Linked DNA regions of Homo sapiens: region 2 is linked to region 1. A link is a contact called in ENCODE Hi-C or POLR2A ChIA-PET data. All regions are on one chromosome and are shown on one strand. The core of a region is the stretch at or near the end of the contact, and the rest is flanking DNA. Distances in the headings are between cores, read along the strand shown. Region 1 holds the start of LINC01560 (long intergenic non-protein coding RNA 1560). Region 2 holds the start of SYN1 (synapsin I).

Region 1 (5,272 bases), core at 85-2,584:
TAAATCCAACAACTAGAAGATACAGTGTTTTCAATCAAGGCACAAAACCATTTTTGAAAGCTGGCCTCGTACTTGAGCCTTAAGGCAAGTTTCATCAAATTTCAAACTCAACGTTCTTGGGCCACAAGGCAAATGGGCTTAGAAATCACTAACACAGGGATTAACTTCTTGTTCGTTTGCGGAAATGCAAAATGGTGTTAAGACCTGTAACATTTTCTGCAGTCCCTCTAAATTCCTTCTTTGAATAATCGATTCCTAGAACAGGACGCGACGGACCAAGCTGGGTCAAACTGCCGACAGCTCCATTGGGCAGCATGTCCACCCCTGATGACCAAATCCCACCAAACGTGCAGCTGGCACTCGGCCGCCTTTGTTTCCTTCCCCTAGAATAAAACTCCGCTGCTTTCCCACGTTCCTGGAGCAGCAGCCGGAATAAAGCGCCCATGGCCTTGCCCTTTGAGTCTCGGAGGATGTTTGCCACTCCAACAATGGACTTTTAAATAATTCAGGGGTCAAAAGGCGTGTGTGGGGGGGGGAGAAAAGTTACAAATCAGCACTTGAAACCGAACACAAACAAAAATCAAACAAATCCGAACTAATATAACAAATCAAAACTTTGATCTTTAGAAGAAAACTTCAACCTTAATGCTTCCAGGAGGAAAGCAGAAAGGATAATGACTGAATTGTGAAAACGAGCCAAAATGTTCCACCACTGATGTCACACACACCTATGACTCCCTGCACAGATCCACGGTCCCGGGCGCTGAATCCCCGCAACCCTCTGCGCCCACAGAGGTTAAACTCTCGCTGCTGGCGACTTCCGCTTCCTGGCCTAAATCTGACACGCACGACTCCCCCCGCGGCAACTGCACAGGTTCGGTGACAGCCGAGACGCCGAGTGTTTCCCGCAGCCGGCCGGGGTCCAGGTCGGAAATGTAGCCAGTGGGGCCGCCAGGTGGGCTCCAGACGCGGTGGGCGCGGGGTCCCGGCCGCCGCGGGAGAGGGGTCGCCGCGTCCCACAGAGCAGTGCGGCGGCAGGGGCGGGGGCGGGTGCGTCTCGCGACCTGCTCCTGGGGGTGGGGGCTGGGCGATATTTAAAGAGGCGGAGGCTCCCCGGTAGGGACGGCCTGAGGCCGAGGGCACCCTGAGGGCGGAAGAGGCAAAGCGCCTCGCCCGCCGGGGCCTCGGAGGTGACTAACTCCTAGAGGCTGCGGCGGAGGGGAGAAGCCTGGTGGTACATTCCATGGCCCAGTGCCTCGGCCACTGGAAAATCCCACAGGGGTATATCGAGTAGGGGACCGCGGGCTCCGCGGCAGAAATGACCGCCCTTCCAAGATGGCGGCTCCCGTAGAGACACTCCCAAGGAGACAGCCATGTTCCTTGCCTGAGAGTCACTGAAGGAAATTGGAAAGCCCGCCTCTCCTTCGACGCACACGCGCACGCGCACGCACGCACCGGCGCGGTGTAAGGGCACCCACCAGGTGTAATTGTGGGCGAGCGGCCGCTTCGGAGCTGACACTAAGCATGTGCAGATCAAGTCCAGAAGCGCCGGGGTTCCTCGAAGCAGTTTTCAGGACTTAAGGCTCTGGGAGTGAGTTTAACAGACGGACTTAGGGCCACTTAAGCATTGAGATAAATATGGAGATGTTATGACATGGATCAAGCATTAAGATAATTATGGGGATGTTATGACATGGATTTTGTACTCGAAGATGCTCAGTAGGATGAGTAAGGAGGCTTCTCTGGGGTCATTTATAGGGAGGTGCAGAATGAGTGATTGGGGTTTGTGGGTGAGTGATGGGTCACTAGAGAAAGTTGATGGGTAGCCTGTGGGATGAGTGTTGGGGACACCGGAGTGAATAATAAGGGGGTCTGTGGGGTGAGTGATACAGGGTCTCTAGGGTGAGTGATAAGGTATATGTGAGATGAGTGATGAGAAGTCCGTGGGGGTAAGAAAGGGCTGTGCGGGGTGACTACTGGAGGTCTGTGAGGTGTGGGATGGGGTTTATTGGGTGATTGACCAAGGTTCCTGCTGGGTGAGTGATGCGTTTCTTTGGGACTAGTGATGGGGGGCTGTGGAATCAGATATGCAGCTTCCTGGGGTCAGTGATAGGTGGTCTTTAGGTCTGAGATGAGGTTATTTCAAAACCTACTTTTGACTTTGTTGGTCCTCCTGTATCTTTGTTTCTCTGTCATTAATATCTGCCCTTAACTTCGTTATTTCTTTTCTGTTTTTTAATTTTGTTCTCATTTTTAAAGTCCTGAATTTAATGCTTATCTTACTATCCAGTCATTTTATTTTATAATATAAACATTCAGTTTATAAATTTTTCTCTAAGAACACTTTAGCTCCGTGTCACATGTTTTGTTGTGGTTGCTGCTGTTCGGTTTTATTTTGTTTTGAGACAGGGTCTCACTCTGTCGCCCAGAGATGGAGTGCAGTGGCACGATCATGGCTCACTGCAGCCTCAACCTCCTGTGCTCAGTCGATCCTCCCAACTTAGCCTCCCAAGTAGCTGGAACTATAGGCATGTGCTGCCACACCCACTAATTTTTTATTTTGTGTAGACACGGGGTCTCACTATGTTGCCCAGGCTGATTTTTGTTTTAAAGATACAAGAATCTCTCTCTGTTGCCTAGGCTGGAGTGCAGTGAAACCATCATGGCTCATTGCAGCCTCAACCTCCTAGGCTCAAGTGACCCTCCCACCTCAGCCTCCCAAGTTGCTAGGACTACAGGCAGGCTTGCCCAGCTAATTTTTAAATTTTTTGTAGAGATTGGGGTCTTGCTATGTTGCCCAGGCTGGTCTTGAACTCCTTGGCCTCAAGCAATCCTCAAGTAGTCCTCCCACCTCATCCTCCCAAAGTGCTGGAACTACAGGCGTGAGCATCTGACCCACAAGTTTTGATATGTAGCATCTCCACTATAGTTTCCTTCTAATGTTTTCTAATTGCAGTTGCAATGTTCACTCTTACCACTGGGTTATTTAGATATGAGATTTTGATTTCCCAAAACGTTGACATTTTTGTTATTGATTTCTAAATTGTGGTTAGAGGCTGTCACCTGAGTGATCATTACGTGCAGGAATGATGCTTTTAAGTTCAATACATACCACCAAACTACTTTCCAAAACTTTTGTAAAATTGGAACTCCCACCAGCAACATATGAGAAGGCTTCTTCCAAAATCCTGTTCCACATTGGATTTTTTTTTAATTTACCCCATTCTGAGGGCCAAACACAAGGGTATCTAGTTTGCCTTGATGTGCGTTTTCCTGACAACTAGTGACTGAACATTATTTCATTCTTATTGGCCATTGAAATATATATTTAAACTTTTTCATATCCTTTGCCCTTTTTTTCCTTTAGGTGGTTTGTCTTTCTTACTAATTTGTGAATATTAACCTATATTGTAACTATATTTCCTCTATCTCTATATTTTGACTTTGAAAGGTGTCTTCACATTTGATTTTTAAAAAATCATCTATTAAGATATATCTGCCTTTTTCCTTTACAGGTTCTGAGTGTCTTGTCTTGCCTAGTGACTTCCTCATTTCATGTTCAAACAAATACGCCTTAAATTTATTTTTAATATATTTATTTCAATTTTTTAAAGTTAAATTTTAATCTAACTGGAATTTATTTTGGTGTATGGTATGAGATGGAATCAGTTCGTATATTCCATTTGGATAGCTAATTTTCCAGCACCAGTCGTTAAATGAATACCCTTTTCTAATTCAATTAAATGTCACTTTTGTCACATAAGTTCCCAAATGTGTATTGTTTTATTTCTGAACTCTGTTTAGTTCTTCTGATATATGTATCTACTCCTTTTTAAAAAATCATATTGACTTTAGAAATAGTTTTAACATCATGTAGAACTAGTCCCCCTTGCTTTCTTTTTGGTTGCTTTAATTAATTTTCTTGTGCGTTTATTCTTCTTCTTTTTTTTTTGAGATGGAGTCTTGCTCTGCTGTCACCTAGCCTGGAGTGCAGTGGCGCAATCTTGGCTCACTGCGACCTCCACCTCCCGGGTTCAAACAATTCTCCTGCCTCAGCCTCCCAAGTAGCTGGGACTATAGGCGCGTGCCACCCTGCCCAGCTAATTTTTGTATTTTTAGTAGAGACGAGGTTTCACCATATTGACCAGACTGGTCTCAAACTCCTGACCTCGTGATCTGCGTGCCTCGGCCTCCCAAAGTGCTGGGATTACAGGCATGAGCCACCGCACCCAGCCTTATTCTTCCATGTAAATGTTAAAACTATTTTATCTAGTTTCAAAAATAACCACTAAAACTATAATTTTTATAGTTTTCTTATGGGTCCAACACCTTTTTTTTTTTTTAACAGTTCATCCTTAGATATTTTACCTTTGTTTTTATCATCATTGTGAATAGCATATTTTTTTTCTATTTCCATAGGGAAAATCTATTTTTATAATTTTATTTCATATTCAATCCAATTACCAAATTATCATATGAATGTAGTTGCTTTTTACAGTCTCTTACTTTTCCTAGCTATCGTATTCCATCCAATTAAAAATGATACTGTCTCTTCCTTTCAAATATTTATTCTGATCACCTCATCTTCTGTTGCACTAGTTAGAGCTTTCAGAACAATGTTGAGTGACATTTAATAGAGGGTATTTGCTATCTTGTTGCTAATGTTAATGAAAATAACTTGGGCATTTTTTATTTGAATGTGAAAGGTGTTTATTCATTAATCTATTCAATAAACATTTATTGAATACCTACCCCTTGCCAGACATTGGCTTTGCAACCCTGCTTGGCACTTACTAGCTATGATTTTTTTTTTCTAACAGCTTTATTGTATCATTCATCTACCATAAAATTCACCCATTTAAAGCTTACAGTTCAGCAGTTCTTAGCATATTCACTGAATTGTGCAACCATCATCACAATCTAATTTTAGAGTATTTTATCATCCCAAAAGGAAACATCGTACCCATTAGCAATCATTCCTCATTCCCAACCCTCACCCCTAGCCACAGGCAACCACTAATTTACTTCCTGTCTCTATAGATTGGTCTATTCTAGACATTTTATATAAATGGAATCATAAAACGTGGTCTTTTATGATTGCCTTATTTATTTATTTTAGACAGAGTCTCACTCTGTCGCCCAGGCTGGAGTGCAGTGGCCGGATCTCAGTTCACTGCAGCTGCCGCCTCCTGGGTTCAAGCAATTCTCCCTGCCTCAGCCTCCCAAGTAGCTGCGATTACAGGCGCCTGCCACCACGCCCGGCTAGCTTTTG
Region 2 (5,330 bases), core at 256-2,755, 140 kb before region 1:
GGCACTGGATGTTTCCTCTTCCTGGCACATTCTTAAAAAAATGTGTTGATCATAAAGTGAACATGACCCTTTGGGAATTAACTGGAGTTCTTGTATTCCCTCATCTGTAAAATAGACATTATATTATCCACCCCACTGGATTGTTGTGAGGGTTGGATGAAATGATGCATGTAAACAGCTTAGTTAAGAGTTGGGTACAATCAGTGAACAAATGATTATGAATTAGTGCTTTTATTGTAGTCAGAATCATAAAGATTTGACAGGTTCCCATATCCCACCTCTGCTTGGACTACCTCATTTGCTCATATGCAAACATTATTTGGTACCTACTGTGTGTGCACCATGGGATGGGCCTGCCTCTGTGGAAAGTTCTTGGGTGCAGGGGGAGACAGCCATGGGCACTGATGACATCAGGTAGTTATCGTGAGTTTTGGCGGTGTCCAGAGCAAAGGGATGGTGGCGTATATACCAAGTGTGTTCTGGTGTGGGGGTGGACACGCACCAGGGCTAGGGCTGCAGAGAATGTCTGTGTTGCAGATCTAGGTTTCTCCATGATCATCGGTGGGAATGTGTTTTGTCTGCAAGTGTATGCTCATATGAGTTTCCCTGGGTCTCTGTGTGTCAGTGTGTTACCTGTGTGTGTGGGGGTATGGGTGTATGCATGCATGTATGTAACATGCCCATGTGTGTTACTCTGGACTTGTATGTCTGTATGTATACCTAGATTGGCGTGTGTTCTGTCTGTACATGCCCTCGTATGTTTCCTCACTTTTGTGTGTGTTTATATGTGTGTCATTTCTTGTGTGCCTCCAGGCCCCCCTTGCCACCTTGGGCAAGGGTGTGTACACCACCCAAGTGTCCACCTCCGCTTGTCTGATGCTGTCTGTGACGCCCCCGCTCTCTGCCTAGCTGAGCCTGTGTGGATGTGGGAGACTAATCTCCCCGCGGGCACTGCGTGTGACCTCACCCCCCTCTGTGAGGGGGTTATTTCTCTACTTTCGTGTCTCTGAGTGTGCTTCCAGTGCCCCCCTCCCCCCAAAAAATGCCTTCTGAGTTGAATATCAACACTACAAACCGAGTATCTGCAGAGGGCCCTGCGTATGAGTGCAAGTGGGTTTTAGGACCAGGATGAGGCGGGGTGGGGGTGCCTACCTGACGACCGACCCCGACCCACTGGACAAGCACCCAACCCCCATTCCCCAAATTGCGCATCCCCTATCAGAGAGGGGGAGGGGAAACAGGATGCGGCGAGGCGCGTGCGCACTGCCAGCTTCAGCACCGCGGACAGTGCCTTCGCCCCCGCCTGGCGGCGCGCGCCACCGCCGCCTCAGCACTGAAGGCGCGCTGACGTCACTCGCCGGTCCCCCGCAAACTCCCCTTCCCGGCCACCTTGGTCGCGTCCGCGCCGCCGCCGGCCCAGCCGGACCGCACCACGCGAGGCGCGAGATAGGGGGGCACGGGCGCGACCATCTGCGCTGCGGCGCCGGCGACTCAGCGCTGCCTCAGTCTGCGGTGGGCAGCGGAGGAGTCGTGTCGTGCCTGAGAGCGCAGCTGTGCTCCTGGGCACCGCGCAGTCCGCCCCCGCGGCTCCTGGCCAGACCACCCCTAGGACCCCCTGCCCCAAGTCGCAGCCATGAACTACCTGCGGCGCCGCCTGTCGGACAGCAACTTTATGGCCAATCTGCCAAATGGGTACATGACAGACCTGCAGCGTCCGCAGCCGCCCCCACCGCCGCCCGGTGCCCACAGCCCCGGAGCCACGCCCGGTCCCGGGACCGCCACTGCCGAGAGGTCCTCCGGGGTCGCCCCAGCGGCCTCTCCGGCCGCCCCTAGCCCCGGGTCCTCGGGGGGCGGTGGCTTCTTCTCGTCGCTGTCCAACGCGGTCAAGCAGACCACGGCGGCGGCAGCTGCCACCTTCAGCGAGCAGGTGGGCGGCGGCTCTGGGGGCGCAGGCCGCGGGGGAGCCGCCTCCAGGGTGCTGCTGGTCATCGACGAGCCGCACACCGACTGGTAAGCCACTGCCGCGGACGTCTCCCGTGGGCCTGGGTCCCCAGATCGTTCTTCTGCGAATGAGCAATTATCGAGCGCCGCTTGTGTGCCTGACACCTGGCCCTCTCACCTAAATCTTTTTCCTTTAAATTATTAAGCTGGATGCTTCCTCTGTGCCCCGCCCTTGTCGCCCCCCTCCGCCCCTTAAACCTTGATGGATCCAGGGAGCAATTATCAGGCACCTGCTGCGTACCTGTTCCCTACTACCCCTCCCCCAAAAGTCTTTGGCTTCAATATATCCTATGAGCCTTCGAAAACCGAACGTGTCCTTCCTACCCTCCCCAACCCTTGCCCCATAGGCCTTGTCCTCTAATGGATCTTGTGAGCACTTATCTAGTACCTGCAGTATGCCTCATCCAAGAGCCCTTCCCCAAGGCCTTTGATTTCAATGAGGTTTGTGAGCATTCTTTGAGAGCCTGATACTGTCCTGTTCTCCTCAACCCTTGCCCTGAGGCCTTCTCTAATGGGTCTTGTGAGCATGTGTCCAGTCTATGCTATGTGTCCCACCCCAGCTCCGTCCTTAAAGCCCTTTTAAACTATTTAGTAAACATTGAGTACCTGCTGTGTATCCCACCCCAGCTTCTCTCCAAAAGCTTTGCCTTTCATGGATCCTGTGAGTTTTGATTGGATGCCTTCTCTGTGCCCCAACTCCAAGCCCTCTCTCTGAGGGCCTTTTCTCCAAAGGATCTAGGAAGCATTTGTTAAGTGCCTGATACGTGCCGCACCCCCAAACCCCTTCTCAAACAAATCATTTTCCTCCAGTGAGTTCCATGAGCAGTTTTGAACCTTCTTTGTGTGACTCATCTTCAGACCGTCTCCTCAAAGACCTTTCCCTACAGTGGATCTAGAAAACATTTATTGAGTGCCTCTTGTATCCCCCGTTCTCCAGCTACTTCTTCAAAGACCTTTCCTTTGGTGGATCCATCTAGCATTTATCAACTGCCTGCAGTGTGAGCCTTCTCTAAAAGTTCTTTCCTCCAGTGTATTCAGCAAGCATGCATTGACTGGTGCCTGCTGTATACCCCACCCTCAAACCCTTTCTGCAATACCCTTTCCTCCAGTGGCTTCAGTCTGCATGTATTGAGCACTTTCTGCATGACCCAACCTTAGACCTCTCCATAAAGGCCTGTGCCTCCAGTTAATACAGTGCTCAGATATCTGGCACTTGCTGTGTGTACCATTCCAGTCACTCTTTCCAAAGACCTTTTCTTTTAATCACTCCTTGGAGTATTTATGGAGCACCTGCTGTGTACCTGATTGTGTGCCTTCTTCACAAAAGCCTTTTCTCCTATGGATGAAGAATCGAGCTCCCATAGATCAACTTTCTGCACTCCCATTTCCCCTCCCCATAGGACTTTTCCTTCAGGGATGCAGTGAGCCTTGATCAGGTGACTATATGTCCATCCCCAGCCCCACTCCCCAAAGGCCTTTTCTTCTAATGGATCCAGTGAGCATTTATTCCTTGTCTGTCATGTGCTCCATTTTAATCATCCTCCCCCAAAGACCTTTTCTTCCAATGGCTCCCCTGAGCATTTATGGAGTGTCTTCTGTGTGTTCTGTATATTCACACCTCCTCCCCAGAATTGTTTTCTTAACAGTAGATCCAGTGAGCACATATGCAGGACCTGTTGTTTTGGGGAGTACATTCTTCTTCCTTACCCCTAGGAGAGCCTGTTCCAATCACAAGGCCTCTCCCAAGGTCCTTTCCTGTGATAAATCCAGAGCTGAGTTTATAATGATCACCCCTTTCCCACTCCCTTCAGTACCCCTAGGATTCCCTCTACCAACTTTAATTCATACCCCCAAAGGGCTTTTAGTCTATTTAAGTAACACTTACTTAAGTAAACACTTTTACTTAATAGTTTTACTATTGACTTAATTTACTAAATAAATTTAGTAAATTTACTAAATTTACTATTTACTTAATAGTTTTACTATTTAAGTAAACACTTATTGAGCACTTACTGTATAAGTCACTTTCAACTTCCTCTTTCCAAGTCTCTGGAAATCCCTGACCCTGCCTCAAGAGCTCTCTCTCTAGGGGTCTACTTCAGCCTAAATGTATTGAGTACCAGCTGTTTACTGGTTAGATTACCTCTCCCCCAGGAGCCTTTACCGAGTAGCCTTTCTCTCCATTCAGAGCAATTTATTCATTCTGCAGATATTTATTGCATCCTTTCCATGAAAGTGTGGGAGGCATTTATTATGCACCATTATATACTAGGAATAACCCTTCTTCAGCTCCCCTTCCTTCTTTTTTTTCTAAATGCAGGTGTGCTTGAAATCCTCACCTGCCAGCTGGCCTTGCTATACCTTTTCCTCCATGCAACCCCACAATCATTTAATGAGCATTTATCGTATACTACTGAGAACCCTGCGTTAAATGCCTCTTCTCCCCTTTTTGTAGTCCCAATTCCCCCTTCAACAATCTCCATCCTGCCTTTTACACAACACAATCCTGAAAGCTCACAATGTGCACTGTTTTCCATTTATTCTAGCTAGGCCTCTTCCTCCACTTAGTAGCCATCTCCCCAGCTGCCTTTTTCTCCCCGAATTAGTCCAGAAAACACTTATTAATCTCTTACTGTATTATTTTCAAACAGCCACATTATCATCCCTGCAGCAGGCTTCTCCGCTTTTTTCTCTATCAATCTGTAAAGCATTTATGGAGCACGTGCTGTAATTCCTTCACCAACGTCCACTCACCAACGTGTTATCTTCCTGGTTAAGTTTGCTCCATTGAAGTCAGCAAACATCAATGAGGCCTCTGCTGGATATAGGTAATCACCCTCCTTTAGACTTCCGGTCTCCACTCCAGCCCTCCATGCAGGTCCTTTGCGTCTGCTTCCTTCTTTCCATCAAGCATTTATTATCTATGGAATACTGACAAGTCCCTTCCCCTTTCCATAATCACAAATTCAATGTTTTCCATTTTTTCTTTGTCCAGAAAACATTTATTGAGCACCTGCTGAATTCAGTGAAAGATCCATCCCTTCCCCTTCTGCATCTCAGAAGCCCCCCTTTATCCCAGCATCCCCTCCAGTCTTTTCTTCCAGGCAATCTAGCAAATATTTATTTAGTGTCTACTATATGTGGGGTGGGGTGGACAAAGGGACAGAGCCTATGTATGTACGCCAGGCTCAGTGTGGGGAACAGAGACCTGTTTTACCAACTTGCAGACACTCAGAACCACACTAGCTTCAGGGATTTCAGCCCCAAATAAAGCAGGAGTTGTGCAAACTCTGTGATGGAATGTACACCGAAATACAGTCTGACGCCTT

The links. Hi-C counts contacts between places; a loop is a spot of excess contacts on that map. ChIA-PET counts read pairs that join two places held with the same protein, here RNA polymerase II (POLR2A). Pooled maps may share reads with other maps.
Region 2: a pooled map shows a loop between it and region 1 (5-fold over the local background). The contact joins the promoter of SYN1 here to the promoter of LINC01560 in region 1. A Hi-C loop is called at or near these places in 1 of 168 maps with a recorded cell type or tissue (GM12878), 5 of 37 single-sample maps with no recorded cell type and 7 of 50 pooled maps. POLR2A ChIA-PET finds 5 or more read pairs at or near these places in 3 of 52 experiments (H1, WTC11 and naive thymus-derived CD8-positive, alpha-beta T cell).

The regions. Positions count from the first base shown.
Region 1 is chrX:47,478,778-47,484,049 of GRCh38, reverse strand. It overlaps LINC01560 (long intergenic non-protein coding RNA 1560), which reads right to left and starts at 1,334. Exons shown (of 1, transcript NR_126059.1): 1 at 1-1,334. It overlaps ZNF41 (zinc finger protein 41), which reads left to right and starts at 828. Exons shown (of 5, transcript NM_001324144.2): 1 at 828-955. RefSeq lists a silencer at 814-1,103 and an enhancer at 1,094-1,393.
Region 2 is chrX:47,616,032-47,621,361 of GRCh38, reverse strand. SYN1 (synapsin I) reads left to right here and starts at 1,505. Exons shown (of 13, transcript NM_006950.3): 1 at 1,505-2,010. The coding sequence starts at 1,634. RefSeq lists silencers at 1,282-1,491, 1,198-1,492.